Regions from separate parts of the Homo sapiens genome. Here region 2 is linked to region 1. A link is a loop called in an ENCODE intact Hi-C map of the cell type or tissue named here. Cell type or tissue: endothelial cell of umbilical vein. All regions are shown on one strand. Each heading gives the region's core, and the rest is flanking DNA. Links, peaks and the distances in the headings are about the cores only. Region 1 has its middle 14 kb from the start of ADAMTSL1. Region 2 overlaps ADAMTSL1 (ADAMTS like 1).

Region 1 (4,411 bases), core at 337-4,336:
ACCAGAAGAATTTCTATATGAGGTGTTTCCACTTCCAGAACTTCCCTTCCTGTCTTCAGGAAAGTAGTATGGGTTCTGAGTCATGCCTTAGACAGAAATGCGGTATGCTGAGGAGGAAAGAGGAGTTAGAGAAAGTGATAATGCTTTTCCTTTCCCCTAAGGATGCAAAAAGAATTCCTAATTGCAGTTTTCTATATGCATATTATACTTCAATACAAAGTTATTCAAAAATCTCTTGTCTGGCCTGTATTCTGTCTAGCTCATGCACAGTCACTGTTAGGCATAGCTGACATCCACCCTCCATCAAGCACTGAATAGGGGTTATACCTGTGTGTATGATCAAATCCATTAGATGGAAGAGATTGAGGTCAGTGATCTTGGCTTCTGGCATTCAGAATCAATGGATCTGTTTGGTGCTTCTTTCCTTTGAAGAAAGAAATCTTTCCATTCATACCCTACTCCTTTTTTTGCAATTGCATGGGATGCCCATAGGATGTTCAGGATTTCATAGAAGTAATTATAGAGTTTGAAGGGACCTTGAAAGGCTGTTTTCATTTAAACCAAGAGTTTTCAAACATTTTTTAGTGTGTCCCACTGGAAGAAATAAATTTTACATGATGACCTAGTGTGTATATACCTACACTGAAACACATACACACACACCTGAAATAAAAGTTTCACCAAACAATACATATCCTTACTATGTGAGATACACTCAATATTTTCTGTTCTACTCTGAACTATTTTTTATACTGGTTGTTACAGATGAAATTGACTTCATGACCTATTAGTGAGTGGATCACTGCCCACAGTTGAAAAATAATGATTTAACCATTCCACAAAACAGCTAATGTGAGATCTGAACAGTTTACCCAGTTTGCCCTAACCTTCCATAGACTTAGGTGTCTTCCTTCATGTCGAGTGTCAAATTCGCAGAGTCAATTATGTCCCATGATAGGTTCTCATTAGCTTATTTCACTAGATTTTCAGAGCATTCTTAGAGGAAAAAGGCTTTCTATTGTGGCTTTATATACCGGGAAAAAGATTCGATCCAGGCAGTGCTCAGTCAGTGAGGATTTTCTCTCCAATGACAAAATCCTGAGTGACTTTAAAAGGCACTGCTTCCCCATGGGTAATTATGGGTAATTTGTTTTTTAAAAAAGAAAACGCCAGAGTCATGAAATTCTAGAGCTTGAAGGGACTTTAACAAATCTAGCCCAGCCCTTTGATTTTATGACAAAAATATTTCCTTGCATGTTCTGAGGAGTTCAGAGCAAAAGTCCTGTTCCCTTATCAACAGTATTTTAAAAAACAGTATTTGCTGCCATAAGCTGACATATATTAAACAGAACCTTTGTGTTTAAAGAAATAACACAGGCCTAAAATTTTCTAGAATTATAGTTTAAAAGGGGGAAAAGGTGGGATCTTATCTTTGCCTTTTAAGGTTGCCATAATAACTGAGTTGGAGAAGCCCTATACTCAAAATCCACATTTGTGCTTGAGACAATAGTCCTATGCACATGGATTTTCCATTATTTAGACATTCATTAAATAAATATTATTTGAGAACTTAGTATCTGTTCTCAAGCAGCTTATGTTATAGTGAAATATAGAATGTTTGTTTTTTATATTACAAATTATATCATCCAGGAAATAATACCTCATAAACAGTGTATCTTTTGTATTTCATTGGTCAGACTTTATTGGTGTTTTATTGGACATAGTTGATGTACCACTCTCGATCCTAGTTTACTAGCATGGACCTAGACCTTTTGATTTCAAGTCCTCTGTTGCACTTGAGGCCTTACCTCACTAGTTATTTTATTTATTCAATAAATATTTATTGACTATCTTAGAATAGTCAAGCTTTGTTCTAGACACTGGAGTTACAGAAGTGAACAGGAGTCACCAAATCTCTGCACCCAGGGAACTTGCCTGCAAAAGAGCCCCATCATGACTTCGTTAATCCAGTCAGTTTACTAACCCCATCTGGCTTAGTTAATCAGACCCTTTGGGAAAGTATTGAACATTGAGCAGTATCAAATTTTACAAAAATTGATTCTCAAATCTCCAGCAGAACTAAGGAGACTAAAGTTTGAGGAGTTAGATGTATTAGGTAACTGTAAAAATTGAGAGCTTATTAACCCACATTGCTGAGTGTTTTGGAAAGCAATTCGTAAATATGGTTCTTCCCATTTGGTTTTAAACCACACAAGAATAATGACATTACTAATCAAAAATTGACAAAGAAACAGGGAGAGAAGAGAAGGATAAAAGGAAAGTGGGAGGAAGGTAGGCTGCAGGGGTGGATGATATCCTCAGAATGAAGAAGCAAGCAAGAATAAAATCAAGATTTGCCGAGAATATTATCTGAGTCATGAATAGACATAGTAACAGGAAAACCTACTAATGCTCTCAACTTGAATAGAGTTGACTCTAGTAGAAAAAGTGGGAAAACTGTTGGCACTCTCATTGCAGAAGTGCATTGTTTTGATGCTCTGACTCAAGTCTTAAGCATGACATTTCATGATCAGCTAAGCCGCTGAGCAACCACACCCTATTCTTGGCAAAAATATATATCATATTACATTACCAAAGAGAGCACAATGGAAAGTTTTTCAAAATAGTAAATAAACACCGTATCTTATTTATAAATCTTGTCAAGATTTTCGAGGACTTGCCCAACTCCACGGCGAAATCCCTGTCTGTTTGCTGCAGAAGATACAGCATGCAGAGTATCTGCCTGAACAGCCAGGTCCTTTTCAATTTCAACTTCTTCAGCCCTAACCAAGGGGGACTATCCTCTTTAGTGGTAAAAGTAGATCCAGGTTTTATGGCTGGAGAGAGTCCAGGGCACTCAAAAGTGAAGCAGACGGTTGTGAAAAATTATTTATGGCAGATTTTGTGATGCCTGTGTTGTACTCTGATTTAATAGGGGGGAAATGAAATCTGAAGCAGAGTGAATTCATTTTCCAAATTTTACTAGGTGTACATGCAGGTTTACACCAGGGTACTATCGCTACGCTCAGCTTCTTTTCATTGCTTTCATACTTTGCAAAAGTAAATTCTTCCCTGAACAGACCAATGAAAATACTGCATTGAGTTACCCATGAGAAGCCTCCAAGACAACACTTTTGACATCCATAGAGTGGACATTTCTTCTGCAACACATACAATGAATGACATCCTCTCTGTATAATGAACAAACTCACATTTCAGTGAAAATCACCCCTCAAGAAAGGAGAATAATAATAAGAAACCTAAATCAAATGGTACCTCAAATTGCTCTTGCAGACTCTTTATAAAAACATTTTATTGGCATGTGAGTGATAACATTGGCCATTTAAAGATATCAGAACACTGTCATTTTGCAAGGAAAATTAAATACATGTGTCCAATCTAATTTTTAACAAATGTAACTTTTAAAGAAAATCCTGATTATTTTTCCACACCTCATTTTTAAAGGGTATATTGCAAATCCAAGAAAGGTGCATCAAGAATAAGCAAAATAAATATTACTTCATTGTTAAGAAACATTTTAGTAAGTATTAGTTTTTACAGATTTTAGTAAATATCAGTACCAAATATTGCGTATATTTTAACATATATTTTAATCAAAATATGTTATTGTTGATAGGAATATTTCATGTGCATCATCTTTTTCTCTTTAATTTTGTGAGGAAATCAAGTCAATTTATCATTATGATTATTTTTCATGTAATTTTTTTAACATTTAATCGACAAAAATTGTATGTATTTATGGTTTACACATGTTTGAAATATATATACATTATTGAATGGCTAAGTTTAGCTAATTAACATATGCATTACCTCACATACATTATTATGGTTCTTATATTATGGTTGATAGACATGTTCAATATGTCATTTTTGTTCACAGACAGGGTAGACATAGATTAATTTTTCTTACCTTTTTATTTAATCTACCTAACCTCTTGTATTATTCCACTGGTATTCTAGAATAAAGTTTAAAGAAAAAAAAATTACATTCAGTTACAAGGCAGTATCTTGCCCTAACCTGTCCAGCGCAGACCTCAGGAGTGAGAGAAGGGAGAAATAAAACAAGGTACTGAACCACAATAGTAGTCTCTGAGGAAGCAGGCAGGAAAGGAAGTCGACACAAAGAAATATCATTTTGCTTCATTGATCCGTTGACTAACAGTTAGAAGATAAATAGTTATCCTTTGACATACATGGGGGAGATTGGTTCCAGGACACGCCCCCTCCACTCCCCCATTCCCTGACATCTTCCCCTTGCCGCATATACTAAACTCCGTGCATTCTCAAATCCAGCACTCTCAAATCTAAAACTCACATATGAAAACTTTCTATATGTGAGTTTTACATCCCATGAATACTGTATTTTCCATCAGCTTTTGGTTGAAAAAAA
Region 2 (4,411 bases), core at 339-4,338, 53 kb after region 1:
GGAATAAATGACAACTACTCAACTTCTGGAGTTAATTTTGTTCCCTGATGGACCGGGAGCTTGTGAGGAGACTTGGTTTACCCTCTGAGTACAGAACATCCTCTCTGAGTGATCTTTTGAAGGTTCTAGAAAAAAATTCAATGGAGACAAAGCAGAATGAAAACACAGGTACACATTAAATATAAAAGCCTTCATTCTCAACAAGCAGTACTTGATACTGGAGAAAAAGTTCTGACCCAGGAACATACTGAGTAGAATCCTTTCCTTGGTTTCTCCCCTACCCTTTTTCTGAGGTTTGCAGAAAGTAGGCAGTGCTTGATTTTCCAGGTTTATGATATTGGAACACTGATCATTGCCTTTATCTGCAACCCTGGTTTGAACAACAAAGAAAGACACTGTATAAACATTGTCTCTCACCTTTACTAATTTTGTAAGGTTATATGAGGTTTTATTGAGTAACTCTTATAATGTAACTTTTACTAATCTAGTATCGCTAAGTAGAATATAATACCTGTTTTTATTTTTCATTAATTAGAAAAGAGACTATACCTACTGGTGCTTGATGATGGACATTTATTTTATTTCAAATGAATTAAAGTACTAGGTACCTTGAGAAGCTGCTCCTCTCTCCAGTTCTTCACCCCCCTACTAAATACTCTGAAATAATATTTATAGTGAACTATTTGTCTAGCTTTTTAAAAAATATTTAATACTAAAGATCTATCTTTCAGAGCTCTAGGTTTATCTTCAGCCAGCTAATTTAGCTTTGCTCATAAGAAGTTCCAAATGCATAAGACAGTTAATATAATGTGTAACATTATCTGTCTCCCTGTATTAAGTCAATGCCAAGACCAGGCTCAAAGGAGGAAACTACCCCTCATTTGAGATGGCAACGAGTTAGATAGCTGGCTGCTCTTAGGTGTGATGTGAACCTTTGCACTGGTGACTAAAGAAGATTTAAAGGTCTTCTGAGACCTTTTTTACTTTCTGAAATGCCAAATTCATCTGCTAATGGTATAAATTAATACTACATTAATATTGTATTAAGAGCATAAATTAATACATTAAGAATACAAATATTATGTTAAATCTTAACTGATTCAGCAATGGGCTTGGCTGTTTCATATCTATCCAAATAGCAAAAAATGATCTTCTTATGAAGGATGGCAGAATTTTTTAAAAGTTAATAAATTTTGAGTTAAATATTAAAATTGAATTAAAAAGTTTTTGAGGTAATACGATTATTAGATGAGCAAGAAATAAAAATCACACAAGAGGTGCCTAAAACAAGTAAGATTATAGTATTATTCCAAAGGCATGTGGCTGCCAGAATGGTGTCAACATAAATACAGAAAAAGTAAAATAAATAGCCCCAAGGAGTCTTAGTCCACAGGAATAGGAAAGATCATTCTAAAGGTCTCATTTCATAATAATTGTGGTAAGAGAAAGTAAGCTAACTTCTCTGATTTTTAATTGCAAACACAGATATTCTGCCATGAAAATATTGATACACTAATATAGGCTTTAGTTAGCATCTTATTTCTATACCGTATAATAATAAATACCAAAAGAAAATTTTCAATGGTAAGATTTTGCTTCTTAAACAAATGTTTGTTTTTTTCTCTAAAAGACATCTCATCTCTATCATAACATCCAATTAAGATTCACAGGACTTGTTTTAAGAGGTTTTAGAACTTTCAGCTCAAGTGAGCCCCAAAGCAGGCTTTATCTGTTATTCTTCATCTGGTGTTATATGTTATCACCCTTGTTTTCCTTGGGAATGTTTGAATTTTTGTTTAAAAGAAAGATATACAAGTTCAGAGTGGGTATGACTACTCATGTCATTTGTATGAGATAGTCTTTTCATTTTGTTAAAGGAGATTGCATATTTTGGAACATATGCTTAAGAGTTTGCAGTTGCCTTCCTTTTACTTTTTGGGTTAAAGCCTAGTCTAAATATATTACCAAGACTTCTAATATTTCAGGTCATATATCTTAGGGGGGTGTATTGTTCCAAGATCTGATCTCCTTTCCGGAGGCAAATGCGCTAAGGCCAATGACTGAATGTTTAGGACCAATTTATGGCCTGGTTTATCCCATAAGCCAATTTGTTGGAATAAAAGATGGTTAGAAATGTGTTTGTTGTCCATAACATTTACTTGCCATATCAGGAATCTGTAACTCTTAGATGTCTTTTTCTGTTTATTAAAAAAAAAAATCCTTATGTGATTTGTTCAGTAGCCCTTCTAAAGTTTGTATATCTCCTCAATTTTAATTCATTCATTCAATAAATATTTATTGAATACCTACTATGTATTAAGCAAATTGGTAGGTATAATTAAGGATAGAAATCCCAAAGGGCCAGAGTCTCAAGAATTTACCAAATTATTAATTTGCCTCTGAGTTTCTACTGATTATAGTTGCAAGATATTTTAAGAACTAAGAGAAGTTCCCCCAGTTCTATAAATAATACATCTGTGGAACTGGGTTTTAAAAATATTTTATATGTATTGTTATTTTATTCTGGTAGCATCATTTTATATATTAATGCTTTCTTTTCCTAATTCAATTGTATGAATTCCTCCTTTTTTACAGTGCTTAGCACACAGCAGACATTCAAATGTTTAATAATTGGCTTTTAAACAGTATATGCAGTATTGTCATTTTATTTCTTCAATCTGTGCTTCAACTAAAGTGGAAGAAAACTATGTGATATTAAACATCTCTACAAAAGAATTGGGAACCTAATCCCTATACCACAGAACAAAGGTTGGTGGAACCAATTCTACTTTTGCAGAATTAAGAAAATATTTCAGACTTAGACCTAGACTGAGCTGGGAAGGATCTTAGAGCTAATCTCCTCTCTAATTCCCTCTTGGTTATTTCCCTTCCTCTTTTTATTTTTATTTTTTATTGTGGTAAGACAATTTAGCATGAGATCCACCATCTCAACCAAATTTGAAGTGTTCTATACAGTATTGTTAACTACACCAGCAGTGCTGTGCAGCAGATCTCTACAATTTAGCCATCTTGCATCACTGAAACTAGACTCCTTGAATGGCAAGTACTATTTCTCCCTCCGCCGCAACCTCTGGCAGCCTCCCTTCTACTGTCTGCTTCTATGTACTTGATTAGTCTAGATACCTTATATAAGTGGAATCACGTAGTACTTATCCTTATTTCTGACTTATTTCACTCAGGATAATGGCCTCAGAGTTCATTCATTGTTGTTCTTTCCCTTGCCGTGCAGACTGTTTACTTTGATAGTGTCCTACTTGCCTATTTTTGCTTTTGTTGCTTGTGCTTTTGGTGTTATAGCTGAGAGATCATTGCCAAATCAATATTAGGAAGCTTTGCCCCTGTATTTTCCAGTTGGAGTTTTATAGTTTCAAGTCTTATATTTAAGTCTATAGTCCATTTTGAGTTAATTTTTGTCTATGGTGAAATTTTGATAGCAATTTTATTCTTTCACATGTGGATATCCAGTTTTCCCAGCACCTTTCCCCATTGTGTATTCTTGGAACCTTTGTCAAAGATCAGTTGACTGTGTATGTGTGAGTGTTTTTCTAGGTGTTCTATTGGTGTATATGTCTGTCTTTACACCAAGGTGTCTTTACACTGGCATATCTTTACACCAGTACCATACTATTTTAATTTCTGTAGCTTATAAAATGTTTTGAAATCAGGAACTGTGATGCCTTCAGCTTTGTTCTCTCTCAATATTGTTCTGAACATTCCAGATTGTTTTTTGTTTCATATGAATTTTAGAACTGTTTTTTCCATTTCTATAATAATCAGTTACTGGGAGTTTGATAGGCAACGCATTGTATCTATAGATCACATTGGGTAACATGGACATTTTAACAACATTACTCTTCCACTCCATGAACATGGAAGGTTTTACCATTTATTTGTGTCATCTTTAATTTCTTTCAGTAATGTTTTGTGATTGTCAGTGTTCAAGTCCTTCACTTCCTTAGTTTATTCCTAAGTATTTTATTCTTTTTGATGTGATTGTAAATGAGACTGTTCTCTTAATTTCTTTTGTGGATAGTTTGTTATTAGTGTGTAGAATTGCAACTGATTTTTCTTTCTTTTTTTTTTTTTTTTTTTTTTTGAACGAAGTCTCGCTGTCTCCCAGGCTGGAGTGCAGCGGCACTATCTCGGCTCACTGCAAGCTCCGCCTCCGGGGTTCACGCCATTCTCCTGCCTCAGCCTCCCGAGTAGCTGGGACTACAGGCACCCGCCACCATGCCCGGCTACTTTTTTTGTATTTTTAGTAGAGACGGGGTTTCACCGTGTTCACCAGGATGGTCTCGATCTCCTGACCTCATGATCCGCCCGCCTCGGCCTCCCAAAGTGTGGGGATTACAGGCGTGAGCCACCACGCCCAGCCTGATTTTTCTATATT

Evidence for each region. Peaks named below come from ENCODE experiments on the same cell type or tissue, not always from the same donor. Only the 100,000 strongest peaks of a DNase experiment are listed, where the experiment ranks them.
Region 2: a loop joins it to region 1, with 5 times the contacts of the local background. A loop is called at or near these places in 1 of 110 quality-filtered maps.

What each region holds. Positions count from the first base shown.
Region 1 is chr9:18,457,631-18,462,041 of GRCh38, forward strand. It overlaps a transcript of ADAMTSL1 not described here. Among named protein-coding and RNA genes, the nearest start is that of ADAMTSL1, 14 kb to the right of the region's middle. In endothelial cell of umbilical vein, for the core only: no CTCF peak of the experiment used is centred there; a DNase peak (open chromatin) is centred at 2,471; H3K27ac peaks cover 1,450 bases.
Region 2 is chr9:18,510,234-18,514,644 of GRCh38, forward strand. The region is part of intron 2 of ADAMTSL1 (ADAMTS like 1); the gene reads left to right. Among named protein-coding and RNA genes, the nearest start is that of ADAMTSL1, 38 kb to the left of the region's middle. In endothelial cell of umbilical vein, for the core only: no CTCF peak of the experiment used is centred there; no DNase peak of the experiment used is centred there.